Linked DNA regions of Homo sapiens: regions 2 and 3 are each linked to region 1. Evidence: chromatin loops called from intact Hi-C (ENCODE). Cell type or tissue: dorsolateral prefrontal cortex. All regions are shown on one strand.

Region 1 (5,000 bases):
CTTCTAGCTCATCCTATTTAAAGAATAATAAAGCACTTGATTCCTAAAGGAAGAGTGATTATTTAATTCATTTTATTTAAAATTAAGGTTTGTGGTTCTGTATTCATCTACCCACCACACGTTCATAATGCTGTGTGTTTCCAAAGCACAGGCATGTTTTTAAAATCCCCAGCCTCTGTGTTGTTCTATGGCTAATCAATACTCCATGCTTGTGCATGGGTAATATCTGTGAGGCCCTCGCTCCCCTAGCCCATCAGGAAAGAGTCAGTTCTGTGTTCTCTGAACTCCCCAGCTCCTGGCTCCAGCGCCTCTGCTGTGTGAGGCCCTTAGCATAGAGTCCCGTCAACCTTCTTTCTCTGGCCTTTCATGTAGGGTCTGTAGGGTCCAGTCAACCTTCTTTCTCTGGCCTTTCGTGTAGGGTCCGTAGGGTCCAGTCAACCTTCTTTCTCCTCCCATGTGTGTTTTCCTGGCCATGCCCATCACAAACGTTTGTAGGACTGTCTATCATGAGCGACCTGGCCTTTGTTAAATGACTGCATTTTCATGTGCCCTAACCGTGCCTCTGTTTTAACACTGGCTGTTCTCTTTGCCTCTCCCTGTCAAGTCCTTGCCATGCATGAAAGTGTCCTCAAGTGCCCCACTCCGGGCTGCACGGGGCGCGGGCATGTCAACAGCAACAGGAACTCCCACCGAAGGTAAGCCACGCGTGGGTCACTGGTGTGGGAGGGAGCACCGGCTGCTCTCCATGCCTTCTCCTTCCTGGGGGGCCTACCACGCTCCATATGGTGCTCCCCACCGTGCTCCCCAAGTGCGGGCACCTCCATATAATGCACGGGAGTGAAAGCACTCCACGCCCTTGTGGTGCAAACTGGATGGTTTTAGTTGCCCCACCCACCTTATCATAGCAGGGTATAGTATCAGGAGTGGAAACCATGACCATTTACAATGGCTGGAAGGAAGGAGACCAAGCCTTCGCTGTCCTCCGAGGTGAAGACAGGGCTGTCCTAGTGTTCATTGGACAGGACGTGGCCTGGAATGCAGCACGCCTGTACAGTGTGTAGCTTGGCTTGGCTGCCCTTGGAATTCTATGGAAACCCCAGGTCACAAGTATGGACGTCTTCAGAAAACCTGCAGATGTTTAGCAGGTTGGGGGGTGGTCTGTGGGAGGCTGGGGTGCCAGGGAAATAGATTCTGGACTCCTGCTAACCAATGGACTCAGAACCACTCTTTTGTTTGTGAAAGATCTGAGTTCTCTTTTCCTGTCCTGTGCAGACTTGATAAGAACTACTCAGCTGCCCATAATATTGCGTTCTTATCTGATAACTTTTTTTTTCCCAGAGGCCAAAAAGTGATTCTTTTAAAGTTTGTCTTACAGTCTATGGTTTTATGAGTTCACGTAAAATTGTATCTAAAAGAAGGAAACTGTTACAAGCTTCACTCTAATTTTTGCTTGTCTGACTGGCAAACCTGGTCCTTTGTGTTACATTTATAATGAAACAAATGACCACTGTGCCCTCCAGAGACATTCAGGTGTTTAATCTGCAGAAGCAGGAAATGATCGATAGGTTGGAGAGGTGCGTGCTGTGTGCTGTTCGATGCAGCATCCGCAGCGTCAGGGCCTCCGTCAAACCTCAGCACAGGCGTATTTTTGGGATATGACACATATATGGGGTGAGCGTCTGTGCATATGAGCAGATACGTATGTAGACACCCACAGAGCAGACACGGTGATTTCACATAAAGTGAGCTTGCACACAAAAGAGCCCAGCTGCTGTCTCCTCCGTCTAGACTAAGCCTGAACTATTTGGCTCCACAAAACATTTTATTGCAGTCCTAGAAATCATTCTGCTTTCCTCTCCACTTTCATTTCCCTGCTTGTGGAGAACACCAAAGGGCTAAAGTCAGACAGGCCCCCCAGACGCCACAGTCAATAGCATTTAGGAAATCAGCTTGGAGCTCCATCTTCTGGTAACAGTCAATTCATTGCCATTCTGGGGCTTCAAAACTCATCCTACCCAAGCTGTTAATTCTTCATCTCCAGAAATGGAATCTGTCTACAGTTTTCACCAGCTATGTCCTCCCGAATGCATGGGAGCTGGGATGCTCTCATTGGGAAGGATTGAATACACCTCACACATAGCACTGCCGCCAGCATTCTCTGCTGGAGACCAGCAGAAAGCATGCACCTGGAAACATGACTACCTCCCCCTCTCCCAGTCCACCCATCAGGACTGCCTGTGCCAGGTTTGGGAAACTACCCCTCCCTCACCAGCTCCACCTGCATCAGGGTCTTGGTGCTAAGGGAGGATTAGTGTGCTGTGAAGGTGTTTGAGGCGGGACCATTCAACCCGCTTTCTGTGATTGCAGCCTCTCCGGATGCCCGATCGCTGCAGCAGAGAAACTGGCCAAGGCACAGGAAAAGCACCAGAGCTGCGACGTGTCCAAGTCCAGCCAGGCCTCGGACCGCGTGCTCAGGTACCCAGCAGGAGTGCACCATCCGTGAGCTCTATCCATAGTCTGCCCCACACCTCGGAGCGCTGGGGACACCCGCTCAGGGCATGTCCCTACAGCAGCAGGGGCAGGGACTGGAGGGCGGGGCTGTGCTGGAAGCCGGGGCCAGGACCCCTCACTCCAGGCCAGGCTGTGTGAGGGCAAGGGTGTCATTCTTCCCCTGGTGTCTGCGGATTCGCTGTGACAATTTACATGAGAGAATTGGAGGAAATCATTTCTGGTTTTGTTTCTGGACCTGGTATTTCATGAGTCTGAGTGCTAGATGAAAGGGAAGCTTTGAAAATTACTGAGATGTCCAAGGTAATTTTGTCATATTTTGCAGGATAGGGCCTCACACCAACTAAGGCTGGTGCTGATGTTTCTGACGATGCCAGGGGTATGAGCACCCTGTGCACACGTGTGGAAGCTCTCGCGTGCAAAACCGGCAGAGCTCCCTCCTGTTACGCCCAATGCCCTGAGGTGTAGGTGGGAGTAGGTGTTGTCACCTCCGTTTGGCAAGTGAGAAAATCCAGAGTGCGGAGGTTAAATGACTGACCCGAATGTTACAGTGGGTCAATCAGTGTTACAATGTCGCAGATCATCCGGCTGAAACCACTGTTTTATTGAAGTTTTGGGAGGATAAGCTCCCCATTCACTCAGCCCTTCTATACAGCTTTCATTCTTACGTGTTGTTTGAAATCCTCATCTACATGAAAACTATGACAATTGTCACATATCCTGCCTTTTCACACAACATCACAGCAGAAACACGCGTCCTTGTCTCTATGTAATCATCTTAATTGTCATCTTCACAGCTACGTATATTCTACTGTTCAGATGTACCCCTCAGTGCCAAAACTAGGTTCTAGCTTTGAGGCATTCAGGCTGTTTCCTGCTTTTACTATTAAAGAGAGGGCAATAATACACATTTCTTTCATATATACAGCACTTTGCTTCTGTTATTTCTTTGGCTACTCAGAAGGCTGAGGTGGGAGGATTGATTTGAGCCCAGGAGGTCAAGGCTGCTGTGAGCTGTGTGATTGCACCACCATACTCTAGCCTAGATGACAGAGCAAGAACCTGTCTCAAAAAAATAAAAAAGTAAATTATTTATTTAGGATAAATCTCTTGGAGCAAATCACTGGGCAAACAATATGAATATCCTTTTTGTTCTTGAGTATTATTTCATAACATCCCAAGAAGCTTCTAACGTAGTAATTAAACTCCCTTCCTCCCTGAATAGAAAAGTTAAAATCTTTACAGAAAATTATAAATATTTATTTAAGCAAAAATAAGAAAACAAAGCCATCTATGACCCTACTATCAAGAGATAACTCCTCAATAAATTGTGGCACAGCTACATCTAGAGTTTTCTGCATTTGGGGTCCTGGCCTGAAGTGCCCCCAGAGCACCCATCTCAGGAAGCCACCCTTTCAGGGAAATGCACCCACCTTCCATATGGCAAGACCAAACACTGAACAACTCATAGGCCACCCTCCCTCTCCCCATCAGCCCACAGCTAATTATTGGCAACATGAAAACCACCCCCACCCAATAAAACAGACCAACCCGCGGGGCTGCGTAATCCAGCAAGGAATCGTTATTGGTCAAAGGAGAATTTGAAAGTTGGTAGGGAGAAATTTGTTGCTGAGGGCTTTTATGAATTTTCTTCAGCCTACTTTGGCCAGACCCCCAAGAAGCTGGAAGAACTCTAGTATCTGGCCTTTCTTGGAGTCACCAGGTGACTGCACTGCCCACCTTCGGGCTGCCCTGCTCCCGGGGACTGCTCTGCCCACCTACAACTGCCCACCTTTGGGCTTCCCTGCTCCCGGGGGCTGCACTGACCACCTACGACTGCCCACCTACAGGCTGCCCTGCTCTCGGGGGCCAGCACAGAGTGGGGATTTCAGGGAGAAGCTCATGGCAGCTGGAGACCAGGCATGCATGTAATTGTGAATACCACTTTGTTCAAACACAGCCTCCACTCCGATGTTCCGGCCTGAAGCCTTCTGTGCTGCTCCTGTGGCTTCATATGCAGCATCCCTGTTTCTGGATTGGTGCAAAGAAAACCCCACCAAATGCCAACCGAGCAGAGGCTGGGAGTAACTACTGTGCAGCTGCAGCCGTTCTCCTCTGTGCCTCTGGCTGGAATGGGAACCAGGCCAGGACAGGGCTTTTAACAAGAAGAAAGAGACGCTAGTCTCACTGCAGTGCGAGGTCTCGGGCCAGCCCAGCAATGCACACTGACCAACCACAGCCATTCCTGGTTGTTCAGGGAGGCGCTGGGTGCTGGGCCCTGCACTGGCCCTGCGTGAGACTCCTGCGGGCTTTCCGCCTCCATGGGGCTTACCTGGCATGCTGGGTGTGACAGCTGGAGGACAAGTCCCTGTCCCAGCATGTCTGTATTCCCCACAGGGTCTCCATGTAGGGGTGCTCTTTCAGTGGAAAAGGAAGAGACAGGAAGGAAGAAAAGAGAATGAAGTTAAACCTACAGTCATTTAACTAGTTAC
Region 2 (5,000 bases), 170 kb before region 1:
TATTTAACAGATTCTAAAATACTTTTGAAAAGCCAACCTTGCCGAAGCTGTATGAGATGTTTCTGTTAATTAATGGAGCCCGCCAATTTGCCAAATGCTGTGTGATCCCCTCAGCAGCATAGATGAACCTGCAGGGCCCCTCCTGGGTGTCCTTTCAGGGCTGACCTCAGAAGCCTGACCCTAAAGCTTCACTTTGCCTATTACCTGTGGCACCCTAGCCTTTCTCCAGTGATAAGAAATTTCCCAAACAAAGAAAAAGGGAAGAACATTAATGGCATTAAGAGTTTTGTAAAACATGCACATGAAGGCTTTCAGCTTATTTGGCATTGCAAACCTATCCTTTTTTTAAAAAAAGAAGACAAGCATAGCCTACCCAGAACTCATAGTACCTGGCCTCTACCTGTAATCAGGGGGACTCCCGTAATGCACCCAAGACTGAAAGAGAAACTGAAGGCAGCGGCAGGCGGATGATAAACTGTGGGCTCTGACCGTGGTGTCACGGGGAGTTACGTGTGGAATCCTGGTTGCAGGGGACAGTGGGGTCAGCCTGGGCTGACATAATTCATCCTTCAACTCAGAGGGCATTGGAGCTTGGGAAGTCAGGGATATTTTCTCCTAAGACAATGCTGTTTGGCTTCTTTTTCAGCATAATAAATTGATTTTGCTTTGAGAATGCTGTGGCCTGCATGAGGTTGGCAGGGGGCATCTGAGGGGCAGGCATCCCCGGAGCTGTGAGGCAGGAGCAGTGGCGCAGGTGTGGGACACCAGCTGAATAAGAACTTCAGGAGGAAAAAGAAGAAGCCAAAGGTGTCTAACAAATAAGGAGAGAATCTTCCTAAGGGGAAGTTCCAAGAAACTACGTAAACAAGCCCTTTGTGTGAGATCCAATCAGCAGAGAGCAGCTAAGAGAGCGGAGGCCTGGGGTTCGGTCACCGGGGCTCCTTTGCTAGCCTCAGAACCAACAGCAGGGCAGGCAGAAGCCAGGGACCTTCAGCTAAGGGGGTGATAAGGCATGGAGGTTGTCAGGATTGCAGAGTGATTCTATGTGTGAAATGTCTCAGGTTTTATTCATTACAAAGTGAGTACAAATTAAAATGGTAGAACAAATGGGTATGATGGCAAGCTGCAGGCTTTTTTCTGTTCCGAGATTAACTGCCTATTTTTCAACTGTTGGCTTTAGTGTTTCACCACCGCCTTCCATAACTACTATGTACAAGTATAAAATGAATAGTATTAAAAATAATGTTTAAAGTAATGTAATTATACAAATAATTTCAGTTTAAATGCATATTCCTTATTATGCAGATTGGTTTAACGGCCCCATACTTTGATGGAGTGCTCCGTTGACACAATGTTGATCTTTGGTGCTATATTATCTAGATTATTTAGCGCATCTCTTCCTAACAGCATGTTGCCTTACTAAAGAGTAAACTGTGAGGTCTGGCCCTCCATACTCACTGTTCCCTTAATTTCAGTCTTCTTTATCAAGACAGAGGCATGTTATAAGCAGGAAGACCCTAAGAAGTGAGATCACAGTGATGTAGTCCTTCATTTTTCTTCGAAATCAGAATGAGATCCAACAGAAACAATAACCATTGTTTACAGAATTTTTATAAGAAATACTAGCGGTAGGTTGAGATTCCATTCCCTTCTCCCTGGGTCAAGCCCACCTATGGAGGGGCTGGGAGAAAAGGGAACACCCAAACGCATTCTTCATGAAAAGGAGGGAGTCTGTGGATCAGGAAACCGAGTGGGGACAGAGGGGCCTGAGAGCGCGGTGTCTCAGAGAGAGGTGCGTGTGGGTCGATTCCAGCACCCCATGTGGAAGCCAAGCTGCTTCAGCATCTTACGATCTGGGCTCCAGCTAGGGCATAAAACAGTAGGACTGTGTGGATCAAATTCAATTTTGCCAACATTATTGAGTGCTCATTATGTTCCAGGCAATGAATGAAGCACTGGGGATACTATTATGAATAAGACTCATTCTGCTTGGGACTTTGAGAAATGTATAGGGCTGAAGAACAGGAACATAAACAACCGTGACAAATGGCAGAGCATGACAAGCCTTTGGGAGGTATCCCACAGGTTGATAAGAATCCAAAGAAGGAGAAACTATTCTGGGGGTGGGAAAGGGAGCAGCATAGACTTAATGTAGAAGGGTGCATTTGAAGCAAGTCTTACGAGTTGAACAAGAGTTGGAGAGACAGAGAAGCATGAAGGCAAATTCCCAGGAACGTGCCTGTGAACACACACAAGATGGAAATATTTGTGCCAAATAGGGACAGGTGTACTCAACTGCTTAGACAGTGGGGGTCTCTAGAGGATTTGGGGCAGGGGAGTCACACAGCCAGAGCTGAGTTCAGGGGGCTTGCCTGAGCACATGTGCAGAATAATCAGAAAGCCAAGAGGCATGCAGACAGCTCCAGTGCCATCATTTAAAAATGCGCTCTTGGAGAAGGTGGAGACAGCTGATGGAGAAAAGAAACTGTGCAGATAGGAGGGCCTGCAGAGTTTCACCATGAGAGGGCAGAGGTGAAAGGAGAATGCATGGTCAGAGAAGCTTCCTGACCACAAAGTCTGATGACCACAGGGTGGGCAGAGCTGCTTAGAGAATTGGAGGGTGAGGAGGGCTGGCCAGGGGATGCAGCCTTGGCCTGGTTGCCTCTGATGGGCTTTGTCACATGGCTGCGCTGAGTGCACATCTGTCAGATAATAACCAGTGTTTCCTCCTCCAACGTTTACACCAGGTTATACTGTAGATGATTGTTTTGCTAATTCATTCCTTTCCCAATTAAATCCTTGTATTCATCATCTATGTCTGTGTAACAAATTATACCAGTACTTAGTTGCCTAAAATAACTCATTTAGTATCTCACAGTGTCTGTAGGTTTGGGATTCAGGCCTGGCTGGGCTGGATCCTCCCTCATAGGGTCTCTCACAGGCTGCAGCCCATGGTCACTTGGGACCTCAGTTCTCTCGGGGTTCCAGCAGGCCGATTGCCTCCTGGTTTCTGCAGCGACTGTTGCCAGGACTCGGTTTCTCTGAGGCTGTGGATGGAGGTGCTGCCCCTTGCTGGCTGCTGGCTGAGGAGCCCTCTCCACTCCTAGCCCAGGGCCAGTCAAAGCAAACACAAGGGGCAGTGGGGTGAGGACCTGCAGGGGAGCTCTCAGTGTTTTCTAACCTGATCATGGGAGGGACATCCCATCACTTGTTGATGTATCCTGTTTTTCACACACAAGGCAGTCATCCGGTTACACCGAAGAGAGGCATGACCAGGAGATGGGGTAAGCAGGAACTCTGGAAGAGCTGCCTGCTCCCTTCTTTAGGACAAGAACTGAACTTTCCATTCCTTATTAGCCCTCTCAGTCTATACTAAAATGAGTATGGGAAGTCATCAGCACATGGGCTTACTGATGGAGTGGTCTCCCTCCCCTCTAAGAACTGAACTTTCCGTTCCTTAGTAGCCCTCTCAGTCTATACTAAAATGAGTATAGGAAGTCATCAGCACATGGGCTTACTGATGGAGTGGTCTCCCTCCCTTCTAAGAACTGAACTTTCCATTCCTTGTTAGCCCTCTCAGTCTATACTAAAATGAATATAGGAAGGCATCAGCACATGGGCTTACTGATGGAGTGGTCTCCCTCCCTCTAAGAACTGAATTTTCTGTTCCTTAGTAGCCTTCTCGGTCTACACTAAAATGAGTATAGAAAGTCATCAGCACATGGGCTTACTGATGGAGTGGTCTCCCTCCCCTCTAAGAACTGAACTTTCCTTTCCTTGTTAGCCCTCTCAGTCTATACTAAAATGAGTATAGGAAGTCATCAGCACATGGGCTTACTGATGGAGTGGTCTCCCTCCCCTCTAAGCTCTTTTATTCCCCCGGTTTCCTGCCCACATCCCTGGCCCCAGTGCTGATTCTTTTTTCTGTTCTAATCAGTCCTGCTCCTCTCCAAAGTGTCAGATTTCTCAGTCCTCTTCCTTGTTGCTGGTCTGAAAAATTGTACGATTCCAGATTCTGGTTAAACCGGTTTCCTATAGAGTGAATCGCCTTGCAGGAAAGGTGGCTTGCAGTGGCAGTGGATAGGCTTTTGGCCACTGTGACCTGATTAATTCAGTCACTTCAGACTGTGTGGTAGATGAGCTCCTGGGCCCTGCAGGCCTGTGTTGGTCCCACCTGGAAAAAGGTGAAGACAGCTGTGACAGCGGGCTGTGGGATCTCTGCTCATTGGGGCCATTCCTGCGCATGTGCAGGCCATCCTGCTGCCAGCTGTATTGCATATCAGGAAATGTAACTGGTTGGCACCACTCATGAACCACCTGATTGCTACCCAGGGCAAGAGCTGAGTGGGGGATTTGCATCTACAAGTGAGCACAGGCGTAAAGGGTTGAGAAAAGCCGCAGCACTTAGGAAGGGCAGGTATTTCTTCAAAGCAAAAGTATTCCAACTGGCTTAGAGTGCATTGCATTTAAAACCAGTGAAGACACCTTCCACATCATCCCTAGCAGTGACATTGGCAGCTTTCTAGGTGTGTGCAAGCTCACAGCTTGTGTGCACCGGTCTCTGGGTTCTCATGGTGACTCACTTTTCAGAGCCCATGCTGAGGAATCACAGTATCCCTTCCACTCCTTTCAGGCCCCTTGAGATGCATCTTGATTGGGAGGAGAGAGCAGGGTTGGCTTACAAGATGCCAGCATCTGCCTGATGTTCTTCTGTTCTAGTCAGGCATGAGGTCTTGGGCGATGAGGAGATTGCTTAGGGAGGTGGGCTATGGTGTTTGTGCTGACCAGCATATCTGAAAGCCACTGGTTTTATTCCTAATCATGCAATAGTCTTCCCTTTACAACTTGGGAAATTTCAAAGAGGTTGCCTTGTTTTCCGAAGGGTTTATATATATCCCCAGTAAGAAGCTATGCTATGTGAACAGCATTATGATAAAATTCCAGTGCATTACTCCTGGAACTCTGTCCCCTCACTAACATGGCTATTGATTTTTTAGTTC
Region 3 (5,000 bases), 100 kb before region 1:
CCTGTAATGATGGCTCTGTGTGAAGCCCCAGGAGACCCAGCCTGCCTCCCCACCTGGCTGTCTTTCAGGGGAGGCAGCACAGCTGTCGATAGGCCTTTGGACTCAATTATTAGCAAGATTTTAATATCTCCTCCTTTACATTGTAATTTAAGCAGGTAGATGCTTTTAAATTGCCATCTGTGTGGTGAAATTCATGCTAAGAAAATGTGGGTCTGCTTTAATTAGCTGTGCTCTGGCTGATGGATTTCAGAATGCCGTTGCCCAGATTGGCAGGAAATTCAGACACTTAGATGCATGTACTGGTAGCTCCTATGTGGTTTCGTGTCTTCACGTGATCTAGATGATTACAGATGCATGTGCATACATATGTATTTATATATGTTTTGCTTTTCTTATCCAGCATGCCAGCTTCTTTCTCCCTCTTGATTCTAAATATTATTTTTGTCTTTTATTGTCTTTGGAGTTCTTCTTTCACATATGTTTCCCCAGTTCCCACAGAAGCTACCTCATGCATCAGCAGCCACTGAGTGCTGTGACAGAGAAGGGTGTTGGATTCCTGGTTATTTCTACAGAATCCTGGACCTCTGAGGAATTGTCTGGCTTGGCAGCATTTAGAAAAGTGAACAGTGCCATGGCGGCTGTGAGAACTCTTGAGCTAGGGTTTCGTGTGCTTCCCCATCTTAAATTCCAAAGGGCTTTGCTTTGGTGGCTTAATAGGCAGGAGGAGGAATTTCTCTGCTCAGGCATCCAAGTTTTCAGACAGCTTCCCGGCCAGTCTTCCTGAAACAGCCACTTCCTGACCCTCTCCATCTTCTTGCTCTGTGTTCTGGTGTCTGAATGCCTCTCTCCCCTGGCATATCACGTGTCTGTGCATTTGTTTGCCATCCCTGCCTGGGCATCTAAGCTCCAGAGAGCAGTGGCTTTGTATGGTTTCACCACAGCGTTGTCCCCTGCACCCAAACAGTGGATGTGGACAAAGCTCCTAGCACCTAATTGATGAGTGAATCCTTACAAGGCTTTAGCTGACCCAAGATGAATGCAAATCTTCCTTCCTAAGTTGACATTTTATTAAAGAAAACAGTGGATGGTGTGTGTCCTTTTAGGTTCCAGCCCCTCCCTCATTAACTTTTTGTGAAGCTTTCCTTTGTTCTGCTGTACCATGATTGCAGCGAGCCTCCTGACCTGGGAGTCCCACCCATATTCCTGGAGGGACCCCAGTTGGAATGCTTGCCGGAATCTCACTTTGTATGGGTTACACAACATCTGCAAGATAGACAAAGGGCTGCCACTTCACAGGATTGTTGAAGGAAATGAACAAGTGAAATATGAGACAGAACCTGTCCTGGAACCCGGGGCAGAGTGGACAGCCGGTGTGCTGGTGGGAAGTTCCTCCCGCCCCCTCCTTCCCTTGCCTCACAGGCTTCTCCTTCCACCTTTGTTTCCTCATGTGGTTTTCCCTATCTCTAAAACAGCTGCAAAGCCAGAGCAGCTATGAGTCTCTTGAGTTTGCAGAGAACTTTGTAATTCATATAATGCCTTGCACACTTGCTACTTAATGAGGTGCCCTGATGTGTGTTTTGCTTGGAAGGCCCAAAGATAGCCCTTTTAGGATCCTGTTTCACAGCCCAGAAGGTGCAGGCATGGAGGTGAGGTAGCCTTCCAGGTGGTCCAGCTGCGGGAGGAGCTGCCTGGCCTCCCATAGCCATGGCTTCCTTATCTTTAGAGCACGGTGGCAACAACCATGCAAGAACGTGGCCTTTTTGTGAGGATCAAGTGTGATAAGGACGCTGCTGGTGAACATCCTGCATGCTGCGCCTGCACTGTCTCCTTTCCATCATTATCGTGGAGCCCAAATTAAGTCCCCAGAAACAGAGACTCCTCGGAGGCCGTGTGCTTAAAGGCCCTGCCCTTGCACCCATTCTCTTCAGCATTGCAGTGCTCTTGAGGCCATGCATCCCTTTGTAAAACCCGCGTGGTCGAGCTTATGATTCATCCCACACCAGGACACCTGGTATCTATGGATACAAGTGCCAGCCCAGCTAGAAAATTTGCATTTTGAATTAGGGCCGAAAAGATCACCCTAAAACACAATTTTGATTTTAACGCTGTGTCACTCCAAGAAATCCAATAGCCCTTTGTAGGTAAGAAGAGAAAAAAAAGTCCAAATATCTTAATTCGGAGTTCAAAAGCCTTGTATCCTGACTCACCAAAGCCTTTCTTTCTGGCACACTCTCTAGCTTCTGCTTCTCATGGGGCTGATAGCACCCCTCTTAAGGGGAACTCCAGTGAATCTTCTTCCCCGGAAACCTGCCTGCTCCACTTCAGCTCCTGGGATCTAGTCCTCTTGCTCGCCCCAGCATTGGCACTCATTGCCTGCCTTGCTGGCCATTCTTGGCCTAAATACATCTTATCTGCATTCATTTCTTTGCTTCTGTGAGCTCTGGGCTCTGGGCTGAGCACTCAGATTATGAATCAGAGTCAGGCAGGGTGCCCATCCGGGATGCCCAGACACAGATGCTGGAGCTCCTGAGAAGCTGCCAGCAAGCAGACGCCTGTGCTCCCTGCTGCAGAGGAAGGAGGATAAACACCTCCTCACCTTCCATGCAGACACGACCTTCCACCCACTCCTTTGACTCTGGTCTGCTGCTGCTGAGCTCTGCCCTGCACAGTTCTCTCCCAGGATGACCGGCCTTCCCAGGGCTGTCAGCAGTGAAGGGCGGATTATCACGTTTGCTGGAGCACAGGGCTGCTGTGGGCATTAATTAAGTCACTGTTTGGAAGGAACTTGGAGACCGCCCACAAAAGGCGGTTCACAAGGACAAGGGCTGGTTATTAAGGCATTAAATCCCCAATTTGCCACTAGATAGAGGCAGTGGAACTCTCTCTGACTGCTCAGGAAAAAAAAAAAAAACAGGATTCCTGCATATCCCACTGCAGGAAAAAAAATGAAATAATAATGAGATGCACTTTACTTGCTCTCAAAGTTTTATTTCATTTAAAAGGTGCAAGGAGGCAATCTACTCTTGATCTGGTTCTTCCTTAGCAGTTAGTTGTTATTTACTAGGCAAATTGGCTGCATAGGAAAAGGCATGGGCATCCACATTTCTGGTCATATGAATGGAGTTCCAGCAAGATCAAATCCTGTGATGCATGGAGCAAACACTTCTTCACCATCCCTGTGCCTTAAAAAGTTTATGTGGGAAGGACTCCACCTATGACCTTAAACCAAACTGCCCGGGTGCGGACGCAGGCCTCCGTGCAGCAGCATGTGAATGCATGAATGGCACTGCAGAACCCACATGGGTGCTTTGTGTTAGCAGAATTCAGTCCCCCTTCTTGGAGCCCACCTGGGCCAGCAGGGCTCTCCCCTTTCTGGTGAGAATTGCCCCTCATTTCTGAGTACTTCAGCCCAGCGAGATGGAGTTGGTGGCAGCATGCCTCCAGCATGTCCCCGATCTGCAGAGCAGCACATGATCTGAAGCCTGGCTCTGCAGACACTCCCTGATCAACAGCCGAGGTTATAGCCAGAAGCGGAATTCTGAGCATGGCAACATGCATCTGAGCCCTTGTGCCCTCACGGTGACCATGAGCCTCCGGTTCCAGGCTCCAGTGGGCCACACGGGCAATGAGTTTGGGTTAATGTTTCAGGTTCTAGGCTTCAGGTCCTGGCTCACCAGGTGAGGCTGTGAAGAGGCAGAGCCCAGTGGCTGGATGGGCAGGTGTCAGAGGCCCCACAGACACCATTGCTGATGGGTGAGGATCTTGGCCTGGAGCTGAAGGGCACAAAGGGGGTTCCCATGCGTCATTCGAGGGAAGCCTGGCCCCTGAGTCCAGGGAAGAAGTGACCGCTGGGCCCGTGGGAAGTTGAGGCAGGAGTGAGTAGCTCAGGAGGCTTCAGTTGCTTCATTTGTGTTTCCTGAGTGTTCCTTGAGACATCGCATGAATATATCAACAACTTTGAGATATAATTCACATGCCATAAAATGCACCCATTGGAAGTGTACACTTCAGTGGGTTCTAGAATCGCGTGTTCTCCTGTATCTGTGGGATACATTCCAAGACCCCCCGTGGGCACCTGAAACCATGGATAGTGCCAAAACTCCATATACTATGTTTTTTCACATACACACATATTTGCGGTAAAGTTTAATTTACAACTCTGGCCCAGGAAGAGGTTAACAATAATAACTAATGACATGGAGCGATGATAAACAACAAGCCGGCCTCGGTGCTCTATCACCTGGGGCCACCCTGAAGTGCAATGAGGCACCCTGCATACAACACTGCGGTACCACAGCGGTGGCTCTCATGACTGAGATGGCTTCCAAGTGACTGACGGGTGGGTAGGGTGTGCGGTGTGGACGGACGCACTGGACAAAGGAATGATTCATGTCCCAGCCAGATGGAACTGGAGGGCGGGAGATTTCATCACGAGCACACAATGGAAAATTCATCATGGTTTATTTCTGGAATTTTCCGTTGAATATTTTTGGACCATTGTTGACCTTGGGTATCTGAAACCATGAAAAGGAAAACCACAAATAAGCGGGCCTATGATAGTCACAGATACAAACAAGTATCACCCAGTCAACTTTAGAACATTTTCATCACCTCAGAAAGAAACCCCATCACTCCCACATTCCCCGACTCTGGCCCCAAGTGGCCACTAATCTACCTTCTGCCTCTGCAACTTTCTCCATTCTGCACTTGTTATGTAAATGGAATCATTAGACGTGGCCGTGTGAGACTGACTTCTCTCACTTAGCATAATGTGTTAAACCTTCATTTATGTCGTAGCATCTATCAGTGCTTCATAACTTTTTATGGCAGATATATATTTCATTATCTATGAATTCATATATATCCCACATTAGTGAACTTTATTATATAAATCAGCCCCATTCTCTTTGTCCATTCATCAGTAGATGGAAATTTAAGGAGATTCCATTTTGGCTGTCACAAATAAAGTTACAGTAAACATATACAGTCTTTATATGAAT

What was found. Hi-C counts contacts between places; a loop is a spot of excess contacts. Peaks named below come from ENCODE experiments on the same cell type or tissue, not always from the same donor. Only the 100,000 strongest peaks of a DNase experiment are listed, where the experiment ranks them.
Region 2: a loop joins it to region 1, with 2.4 times the contacts of the local background. A loop is called at or near these places in 4 of 110 quality-filtered maps.
Region 3: it touches region 1 in a loop (5-fold over the local background); 6 of 110 quality-filtered maps call a loop at or near these places.

Annotation. Positions count from the first base shown.
Region 1 is chr2:1,907,715-1,912,714 of GRCh38, reverse strand. It overlaps MYT1L (myelin transcription factor 1 like), which reads left to right. Exons shown (of 25, transcript NM_001303052.2): 12 at 605-695; 13 at 2,368-2,475. Among named protein-coding and RNA genes, the nearest start is that of PXDN, 170 kb to the right of the region's middle. In dorsolateral prefrontal cortex, CTCF peaks have their summits at 1,749 and 1,954 (motif pointing left); DNase peaks (open chromatin) are centred at 1,692, 1,924 and 4,614; H3K27ac peaks cover 4,624 bases.
Region 2 is chr2:2,082,610-2,087,609 of GRCh38, reverse strand. All of the region lies in intron 3 of MYT1L (myelin transcription factor 1 like), which reads left to right. Among named protein-coding and RNA genes, the nearest start is that of MYT1L-AS1, 230 kb to the left of the region's middle. In dorsolateral prefrontal cortex, a CTCF peak has its summit at 2,605; no DNase peak of the experiment used is centred here.
Region 3 is chr2:2,012,108-2,017,107 of GRCh38, reverse strand. The region is part of intron 4 of MYT1L (myelin transcription factor 1 like); the gene reads left to right. Among named protein-coding and RNA genes, the nearest start is that of PXDN, 270 kb to the right of the region's middle. In dorsolateral prefrontal cortex, a CTCF peak has its summit at 2,504; DNase peaks (open chromatin) are centred at 2,487 and 4,334; H3K4me3 peaks cover 1,184 bases; H3K27ac peaks cover 5,000 bases.